Regions from separate parts of the Homo sapiens genome. Here region 2 is linked to region 1. Evidence: read pairs that join two places in POLR2A ChIA-PET (ENCODE). Cell type or tissue: MCF 10A. All regions are shown on one strand. Links, peaks and the distances in the headings refer to the core of each region. The heading gives the core; the rest is flanking DNA. Region 1 has its middle 200 kb from the start of SNORA105A. Region 2 overlaps CDH12 (cadherin 12).

The links. ChIA-PET counts read pairs that join two places held together with the same protein. Peaks named below come from ENCODE experiments on the same cell type or tissue, not always from the same donor. Only the 100,000 strongest peaks of a DNase experiment are listed, where the experiment ranks them.
Region 2: POLR2A ChIA-PET joins it to region 1 with 5 read pairs; 3 of 35 experiments call an interaction of 5 or more read pairs at or near these places.

What each region holds. Positions count from the first base shown.
Region 1 is chr5:21,683,628-21,689,021 of GRCh38, forward strand. No RefSeq gene overlaps it. Among named protein-coding and RNA genes, the nearest start is that of SNORA105A, 200 kb to the right of the region's middle. In MCF 10A, for the core only: no CTCF peak of the experiment used is centred there; a DNase peak (open chromatin) is centred at 2,114.
Region 2 is chr5:21,772,430-21,777,823 of GRCh38, forward strand. All of the region lies in intron 11 of CDH12 (cadherin 12), which reads right to left. Among named protein-coding and RNA genes, the nearest start is that of SNORA105A, 110 kb to the right of the region's middle. In MCF 10A, for the core only: no CTCF peak of the experiment used is centred there; a DNase peak (open chromatin) is centred at 2,572.

The DNA of each region.
Region 1 (5,394 bases), core at 90-5,089:
TCCTATGTATTATGCTCACCATAAGTTTTATAAGTTAACAGTTTACTTTTAGATATATAATTCATGTCAAGTAAATGTTTATTATTTAGGAATTGATACGGCTGGGCACGGTAGCTCACGCCTATAATCCCCAGCATTTTGAGAAGCCGAGGTGGGTGGATCACGAGGTCAGGAGTTTGAGACCAGCCTGACCAACATAGTGAAACTCCGACTCTGCTAAAAATACAAAAATGAGCCAGGCATGATGGTGCGCATCTGTAATCCCAGCTACTCAAGAGGCTGAGGCAGGAGAATCGCATGGACCCTGGAGGCACAGTTTGCAGCGAGCCGAGATTATGCCATTGCACTCCAGCCTGGGTGACAGAGCGAGATTCTGTCTGGAAAAAAAAAAAAAATGAATTGATATTCATTTTTCCCTCTAATTGTTATGTTTTTCCAGAGCTATAAGTTAAAATACTATCTCTCTTCTCCCCCACCTTTTTTTGGTAACATGCTGAAAAAAATCAATTGATTATATATCTGTGGGTCTTTTCATGAATTCTGTTCTGTCCCATTGATCTAAATGTATATCTCTATGTTAATACTATTCTGTCTTGATAAAAGTAGCTTTATGGTATACTTTCAAGTAAAGTGGTATAACTCTCCTAGCTGTGGTCTTCCTTTGCAAAACTGTTTGGGTTATTCTAGGTTATTTGTTTTTCATAAATATTTTAGAATCAGTCAGTTTCTACAAAAATCCTTACAGAATTTTGCAAAATGTGGGATTCATATTAGTTTTCTAGTGCTATCATAATAAATAACCACAAATTGGATGGTTTAAAAGAAATTTCTTCTTTCCCAGTTTTGGAGGCCATCAGTGCAAAATTAAGGTGTCAGCAGCCCTATTCTCTTTCTGTAGGCTCTAGAGAATTATGCTTCCCAGCCTTATCCTAGTTTCTTGTGATCACAGGCAATCCTAGGAGTTTCTGGGCTTGTCAATGCATCCTTACAGTCTTTGCCTCCATTTTTACATGGCATTATTCCTGTGTGTTTGCATCTTTGTGTCAAAATTTCCCTCTTCTTATGAGGTCATCAATAACATTGGATTTAGGTTTCCTTCATTTTGACTTGATTGTATTTCCCAATACCTTATTACCAAATAAGGCCATATTCACAGGTTCTAAGTGGACATGAATTTTTACGGGACATTATTTAACTTGGTACGGTCCCCAAGAACACTCTCACTTTTAAGTCCAGGTTCCCACATCTCCAAGACTGCTCTCAGGTTCAACTCATGATTATGGTTTATTGCAGCAAAAAAGACACAAATGGCAATCAGCAGAGGGAAGAAGCACATAGACGAAAGTCCAGGAAATACCTAGCTATGAAGCTTCCCTTTCTACTCTCCCAGTGGAGTCTTGGGTAGAGAATCTATTTCTCTAAGCAGGAATATGTGACAATATGCATGGACTATACCAACCAGAAAGCTCAGCCCAGCTTTGATGTCTAGAGTTTTCATTGCATTCAATTACATAAAAATTATTGCTCACCATGTTACTGACCTTAGCCTCCAACTCCTTCAGATGTCCAGCTGATAAGCTGATAACATGTGACTCAAGATCCTCCACTATACAACATAAATCACGTTGTTAGCACAGACTATCTGGTGTGGCCATAAACATGCAGCTAAACAGAGACACCTTTATTGGGTAGGACATTCCAAAGGCTTAGAAGTTATTTTTCAGGAGCCAAACAAAAGATCAAACCTCTCTTTAAGCAAGAAAAATCATTTACTATACACATTTTGATTAGTATTTCTTGATCTTTTGATCAATTTTGGGAACATTGATATTTAAACAGTATTGATAACTATACTATACTGTAGGTCACAATACTGTATTATATACTTGAAATTTACTAAGAAGGTAGATCTTATGCATTTTCATTACAAAAAAATGGTAACTATGTGAGGTAATGGACACATTAATTTAATTAATTGTGGTGATCATTTCCAAATGTATGCATATATCAAAACATCGCGTTGTACACGTGTGATAGTGTGAGATATACACTTGGTCTTTCTCCTCCCTTTCAGCATATGACTCACAGAATTCTTGGCATCTCCTACATGATTAGGGTGTCTTTTGTATGCTAATGAGATGACTGGTGGCTGGCAGCCTCTATATAACTTTAGAGTAGGGCTGGTCACTGGAAAGAGCAAGACAGAATTACAAAATAGGGACTTTCAGCTCCATTTTCCAACCTGTAAGGAGATCGGAGGAGCTGAAGGTTGAGTTGTGATCACCAAAGACCAATGATTTAATTAATTATGCTTATATAATAAAGCCTCCATAAAACCCCAAAGGGACAAGGTTTAGAGAGCTTCTGAATAGCTGAACACATGGAGGTTTCTGGAGGGTGATAATTGAAGTGGGCATGGAAGCTCCACCCCTCTTTCCACTTGCCTCATTCTAATGAGGACCTCATGCCCTCATTCTATGCATCTCTTCCATCACGCTGCCCATCTGTATCTTTGTGATATCCTTTATAATAAATGAATATGTGTAATTACAACATTTTTCTCTGAAGTACTGTTGCAAGGTAATAAAACCCAATAAGGAGATTGTGGGAACCCTGATTTCTAGCTGGTTGGCCAGAGACACAGCTCCCAGCCTGTGTAACTAGCATCTGAAGTTGGGGGAAAGTCTTGTGCTGCTGAGACCTCAACCTGAGAGAGCTGATGCTGTACCCAGGTAAAAAGTATCAGAATTAAATTGAATTAGAGGACAGCCAGCTGGGGTTTGCTGAATAATTTGCTGGATAATTGATTGGTGTATAAGGAAAAACCATCACACATCTGGAGTCACAGAAGTATTGAGTATGTGAGTGTTGAAAATAGGAAAAACATACCCTTAGTTTTTCTTTTCATCAGAACACCTTAAATATACCTTGTCAATTTTACCTCAATAAAATTCAAAAAAAATAAAAACTAAATAATATTAATTCTCATGATTCATGATCATGGTATACGTAAAATCCAAAAAAATAAAAACTAAATAATGTTAATTCTCATGATTCATGATCATGGTATATGTCTTCATTTATTTAGATCTTTCTGTCAGCCGTGTGTATAAATTTTAATAATTTTGTTAAAGTTATATCTGAGTATTTCATGTGTTTGTTATAATGCAATTGTAAATGCAATTACAGTCATATGACATGTAACAATGTTTCAGTCAGCAAGGGACCTCTTACAGGAAGATGGTTCCGTAAGATTATAATGGCGCTGAAGAATTCCTATTGCCCTGCTAACCTCACAGAGCAATGCATTACTGATGTGTTTTTGATGATGCTGATTAAACAAACCTGCTGTGCTGCTAGTCGTATAAAGCCTAGTACATATATTTTTACACAATACTTCATAATAAATGACTATGTTATTAGCTTATGTATTTACTACACTATCTTTTTATCTTATTTTAGAATGTACACTTCCACTTATATAAATTTAAAAAGTTAACTGTGAAACAGCTTGAGGCAGTTCCTTCAGTAAACATTCTAGAAGAAGGCATTGTGATCACAGGAGATGACAGCTCCATGTATGTCATTGCACCTGAAGACCTTCCAATGGGACAAGATGTGGAGGGGTAGATAGTGATATTGATGATCCAATAGTGGGTAGGCCCAAGTTAATATGTGTGTCTTGGTTTTTAGTAAACATATTTACAAATTGAAAATTTTTAAAATTAAATTTAATAATAGAACGAAGCTTATAGAACCAGGATATGAAGAAAGAAAACATTTTTGTACCGCAGTACAGTGTGTTTGGGTTTCAAGCTAAGTGTTATTATAAAACAGTCACAATTAAAAAAAGTTATAAAGTAAAAAATTATAGTAGGCTAAGGATACTTTATTATTGAAGAAAGAAAAAACTATTTTTTAAACTTTAGTATAGCCTATGTGTACAGTGTTTATGAAGTCTACTGTAGTGTACAGTAATGCCTTCACATTCACTCACCTCTCACTCATTGACTTACCCAGAGCAATTTCCAATCCTGTAAGCATATTTCGTGGTAAGTGCCTGATATGGTTTGAATGCCCCACCCAAATCTCACGTTGAATTGTAATCCTCAATGTTGGAGGTGGGGCCTGGTGGGAGGTATTTGGATCGTGGGGGCAGATCCCTCATGAATGGCTTGTGCCATTCCCCCGGTGATGGTAAGTGAGCTCTTGCTCTGAGTTCACATGGGATCTTGTCATTTAAAAGTGTGTGACACCTCCCCCACCTACTACTCTCTCTCTTGCTCCTGCTTTCACCATGTAATGCACAAGCTCCGGGTTCTCCTTCTTCCCTGAATAAAAGCTCCCCAAAGCCTCCCCAGAAACCAAGCTATGGCAGCACCATGCTTGCACAGCCCGAAGAAGCTGTGAGTCAATTAAACCTCTTTTCTATATCAATTACCCAGTCTTCGGTATTTCTTTATAGCAAAGCAAGACTGGCTTAGTAGAATGCACTATGAAAATGTACCTTTTTTTTTTTTTTGTCTTTTATACTGTATCCTTACTGTGCCTTTGTATGCTTACATATATTTAAATACACAAATACCTATCATTGTATTACAGTTGCCTACAGTATTCAGTACATTAACATTCTCTACAGGTTGTAGCCTGGGAACAGTAGGCTAAACCATTATTGCATGTATAAACATACAATGATTTTCTTTTTGGACATCGTTGCATGTGCAAACCTAAATTGTATAGCCTACTACACACTATAACCTAGGTGATATGGTTTGGCTGTGTCCCCACCAAATCTCAACTTGAATTGTATCTTCCTGAATTCCCACATGTTGTGGGAGGGACCCAGGGGGAGGTAATTGAATCATGAGGGCTGGTCTTTCCCGTGCTATTCTCATGATAGTGAATAAGTCTCATGAGATCTGATGGGTTTATCAGGGGTTCTTGCCTTTGCTTCTTCCTCATTTTCTCTTGCCTCCTCCATGTAAGAAGGGCCTTTCGCCTCCCGCCATGATTCTGAAGCCTTCCCAGCCATGTGGAAGTGTAAGTTCAATTAAACCTCTTTTCTTCCCAGTGTCGGGTATGTCTTTATCAGCTGCATGAAAACAGACTGGTACACTAGGTGTATAGTAGGCTCTACCATCTAGATTTGTACATGCAATGATGTTTGCACAATGAAAAAATTGCCTAAGGACACTTTTCTCAGAATGCATCTATGTGGTTAAGGGACTCATGACTCAATCATGCAAACATCATAGAATGTATTTACACAAACCAAGATTACCTCAATCCAAGCTTGAGACTATAATCACACATTCTATGCTATTCATACTTTAATAAAATTTTCAGTTAGGATAACTAACATGTACAAAAGGTTTTCTTAGAGATGTACAAACT
Region 2 (5,394 bases), core at 299-5,298, 89 kb after region 1:
ATATTTTATGCTTTATTCCATTTCTAGAGCTTGATGTATGCTATTTCTGCCAACGAAAATATCTTTTTACCTTCTTACTATTGATCCACCGACCTTGGCCTTCCAAAGTGCTGGGATTATAGGTGTGAGCCACCGTGCCTGGCCCAAATAGAATCTTTGATACTAAGAAGTTTATACTAAGAAGTATGAACTTGTAAGTATCATCATATACTATATCATATTGAATCTATTCCTATAGTAATTGATTCAATATGATATAGTATATGATGTCAACAAGATAACAATTCCATGTAAAAACATTTTCTAATTGTGAATTCTCTCTTGCATGTGATATTAAAAAGAATTTTATCTACATGTCTAAATATAATTTTTATCCAAATTTCAACCTTTAGGTGAAAAGTTCATCATGTAGTTTTAATTTCCTGTGATAATCAGATACTAATTAAGAAAAATATAAGCCTGGCATTATAGTTGTACATGTGATTTTGATGGAGCAATTAGATTGATTTAAAGTATTCTTAAGCAGTTTGATTACAGTAATGTACGCAAAAGCAGTTGAAAATTTAAGATAAAATACAGTCTATCACAATACAAATTTGGATTTCATTACATTTACATAGCATATAATAATGAGAAAAATGGTATTATTTCTAAATTACACTGATGATTATGGTGATGTTAATGATTATTATTTCCGATGTATATGATACATTACAGTGCTTTACGAAATGATGTGAAAACCTCATTAGTGATTCTTTCTTCGAAGTACTACTCTTCAAAGTTGTGATGGTTAATTTGAGTGTCAACTTGATTGGATTGAAGGATTCAAAATATTGTTCCTGGATGTGTCTATGAGGGTGTTGCCAAAGGAGATTAACATTTGAGTCAGTGAACTGAAAGAGGCAGACCCACCCTCAATTCAGGTGGGCCTCCATCTAATCAACTGCCAGTGGGGTTAGGATAAAAGAAGGCAGAAGAACGCGGAAGGACTGGACAAGCTGAATCTTCTGGCCTCCATCTTTCACCTGTGCTGGATCCTTCCTGCCCTCGAACATCAGACTCCAAGTTCTTCAGCTTATAAACTCTTGGACTTACACCAGCGATTTCCCTGGGGCTCTTGGGCCTTCAGCCACAGACTGAACGCTGCAACTATTGCCTTCCCTATTTTTGAGGTGTTGAGACTTGCACTGGCTTCCTGGCTCCTCATCTTGCAGATGGCCTGTTGTGGGACTTCACCTTGTGATCCTGTGAATCAATTATCTTAATAAACTCCCCTTCAGATATTCATCTACTAAGGAATTCATCTACTAAGGAATATTCACCCTTATTTTGTTAAGAACATGTTTGTACATGTATACAGTTGTACTAAGAAAATATCTTTATTTCCTTTTTTTCTTTATCATGTGACATAAGATTTATTGACTTCATATCAGCATTTAAATGTTGTTAACTTTATATAATAGCATTTAGGTTAATGATTAGTGTGCTTCTGGTTGTAAGAAGGATAACTGTACTATGTTAGGCATAATTATGACCTTATTATTGTCTTCATTTGGTGATTATGTATGATTTCAGGAGATGTGTGTGGGTTCAAGTTGACAAAGGGTAGACTTGTGATGGTTAATACTGAGTGTCAACTTGATTGGACTGAAGGATGCAAATCATTGTTCCTGGGTGTGTCCGTGAGGGTGTTGCCAAAGCAGATTAACATTTGAGTCAGTAGAATGGGAGAGGCAGACTCACCCTCAGTCTGGGTGGGCACCATCTAATCAGCTGCCAGCGTGGCTAGGACAAAAGCAGGCAGAGGAACGTGGAAGGAATAAGCTCACTGAGTCTTCCTGCCTTCATCATTCCCTTGTGCTGGATGGATATTTCCTTCCCTCAAACATCAGACCCCAAGTTCTTCAGGTTTTGGACTCTTGGACTTAGACCAGTGATTTACCAGGGACTCTCGGTCCTTCTGCCACAGGCTGAAGGTTGCACTATTGGCTTCCCTACTTTTGAGGTTTTGGGACTCCGACTGGCTTCCTGGCTCCTCACCTTGCAGATGGTCTATTGTGGGACCTCATCTTGTGATCATGTGAGTCATTTCCCCTAATAAACTCCTTTTCATACATTCATCTATCTTATTAGTTCTGTCCCTTTAAAGAACCCTAATATACAAGTACTAATAAAATATTGGCAATTCTAGTATAAGCCACACTTATCTTTCTTTGAGAATACAAAATAGTTTTATATAGTTACTTGGGAAAAAGAAAGGAAATTAGAACACAGTAAATAAACTACCTACACTCATGTAAAACAAGGCATTTACGAAAAATAAGAGGAAAGCAATAATTTGGGCAATTGAAAGAAGAAAGGATTGACATCAATTTGGAATTGAAACCAATGGTTATGTTTAGTCCTGAAAAGTCAACTACAGTCTTTGAGTAAGTACATATATTCATGGTAACTGATTCCACTCTTTTGTTTACTAAAATTTGAGAATGACACAGTGGGTCCCAAATCAGTGTTCCTTGGAGTTACTCAGGGAGCTTGTTTGAAATGGAGATTTCTTGGCAGTACTCCCAGAAAGTCTGATTCACCATGACTTGAAAGAGGTAGAAGAATCTTCCCTTTAGGAAATGTTCCAGGTGTCTCTGATGCAGGTGGCTGTGATTCACATTGAGGAAGGCCAGTAGAGAAGATAAAGGCCAAACCAAGGATGCCTATTCTCAAAGCGAATAGAACTATTAATACCTTTTTTGAAAACAAGTCTGGCCAAATTAAGGAGAATATTTCTGCCCAAACACCACAAAGAATCCACACCTCTTTGTCACTTTGTTTCTCGTAAGGTTAACTATATAGTCACCCAGGTGAATACACTGTAAGCCAATCAGTGCTTGTTCACAGAAATGCAGGCCTAGGAACAGATAGGAAAAGTTGGAGAAGTGAAATGCTTCTTTGGATCCATAGTAAGCTGGGGGCACACAGGTAGAGGAGATAGAATGAGAAGGAGGGCAGACTCTTAGTCGCACCTGAAAAACTGCAGATTCTCACAAGTCTTTTAAGGCTCTGTTGAATGAAGCCTCAGCCTCCTCTCTGAATGTCTACTCCTTGACAGCAACTATACCACACTGCTTGCAATATCTGACCTCAACATGACTTTTCATAGCTATGCCTTTGCTTAAAATGTTTCTTCAACCTAGAATGGCATCCTTCCTTCCATGATGATTTTCTTTTTTTTAATATTTTAAATCCTTAACTCATATGGAGCTTCCTATGTGACACTATGTTTAGGTCTTCAAAGTAATTTTTTTTAAAAAAATAATTACTTATTATATTCTTTCTGGGAGCACTCTGAATTTTGATTTTATATTTAATGTATTTAGCCAGATTGTTGCATTTCTCTTGACATTTTCAGTGCCTAGAGGCCAACAAATATGGTTTCTAATTTTTTCTCTTTTTTCAATTGACTTGTCTGATTGCCAAGAGCCCATATGGTAGGCAAGCTTCTATAATGGCTCCCAACGATCCCCACCTCCTGATATTCACACCCTCATGTAACTCTTTTCCTTTAAGTATGGTCTGAAGCTAGTGGCTTGCTTCCAATAAAGAGAATGTGGGAAAAGAGGAGATGTCATTTCTGACATTAAGTTATAAAAAGCTGACTTTCATCTTGCTGGCACTTTCTCTTTCTCTTGCTCATTTTGATCATGCCAGCTGCCATGTTACAAACTGCTCTATGGAGATGCTCCTGTGGCTGGAAACTGAGGGCAGCTTCGGATCAAACAGCAGTGTGGAATAGTTGCTCGTCCAACAGCCTACAAGCACACTGAATCTTGCTATCAACCACTGAGTCAACTTAATTGCAGTCTTACAAGAGAAACCTTAGAGAACAAAGATTCACCATAAATGGATTCCTAACTCTCCTAACTGTAAAATAATACATGTTGTTTAAACTACCAAATTTGTAACATAGCATAAGTAACTAATACCTCATACATAAAGAGTAGGTTTTTCTTCTAAGTTCCTGCACTCTTCCTCCCCAAGAATTGAAGACCTGTTCGTGAATAGCAGTGTAGTACCTGAGAACATCTTTCAAAGAAATGTTGCTGTCTTTCTACCCTTAAAATCTAAATATGATCCACTTCCGATTACCAGTATTATGCTCCACCTATTTTTAGGATATTTGTGACTTCATCTTCTATTTATGTGCCATCCTCCACCCCATTTATAATTAAGATTGCCTTATTCAAGGGCACCATATTGAGAGTGCCATATGCTGCCTGCATCATTGAACATATTTGCCAGAAAGTCTTATTCCTTCCCACACCCTGCCCTGATTTTGAAGGTCTACATTAGTTAATACGTCTTGTGTGTCTTAACTAATTCTCATCACTGAGTCACCCCAAGACAGGACCTGTGATGGCACCATTGAGCACAAGGTGAAAAACACATAGTTTGCATATCATAACTACCAAGTATGTTTTTGTTCATCAGTTCCCAACTGAGGTATTGAGAAATTATTGATAATGAGGCTGTATTTTTTCAATATTTCAAAAAGTCTGGTATATTAGATATTACATATCATTTCATTATAAGGTTAATGGACACATCATTTTGTAATTATATCAACTAAGTGTGCTATTATGTTGATCAAATTGTCACTCTGATTAATTAAACATAAAGTTATTTAATAAATATTGCTTAAATAAGAGTATGATGTCAGGTAGACAAACTCTTTCAATGTACAAGGGAAATTATCAAAAAAGATCCTTCACAATTAAGTTATTAGGAACTCTTACTGTAGCTTGAGATCCTGGTAATTCACATTTATTGAGCATAGATAGAAATCTACCTAACTATACCACTGTTATGTACATAATATCACACACATATTTTTCTATTCTGAGTCTCTGTTTTTTCTTTCTAAAATGCAAATTTCTATTGAATTTTGATATGTAAGCCCTCTAATAAGCTTAAATATAGATAGATAATAAATACGTATTTCACTTCAACTATATGTACATTGCAAATAAAAATATTTAGTCTTTTTTACTATGTTATTATTTATCTATGCAATGGAAATTACTTTGATAATTGTTACCACTAACATTTTTTTTTTTTTTGAGACAGAGTCTCACTCTGTCACCCAGGCTGGAGTGCAGTGGCATGACCTCGGCTCACTGCAACCTCCGCCTCCCGAGTAGCTGGGATTATAGGCGCCCGCCACAATATTCAGCTAATTTTTGTGTTTTTAGTAGAGACAAGATTTCACCATGTTGGCCAGGCTGGTCTTGACCTCCTGACCTCAAGTGATCCTCTTGCCTTGGCCTCCCAAAGTGCTGGGATTGCAGGCATGAGCCACCATGCCCAGCCTACCACTAACATTTTTAAGTTAACATTCTAACT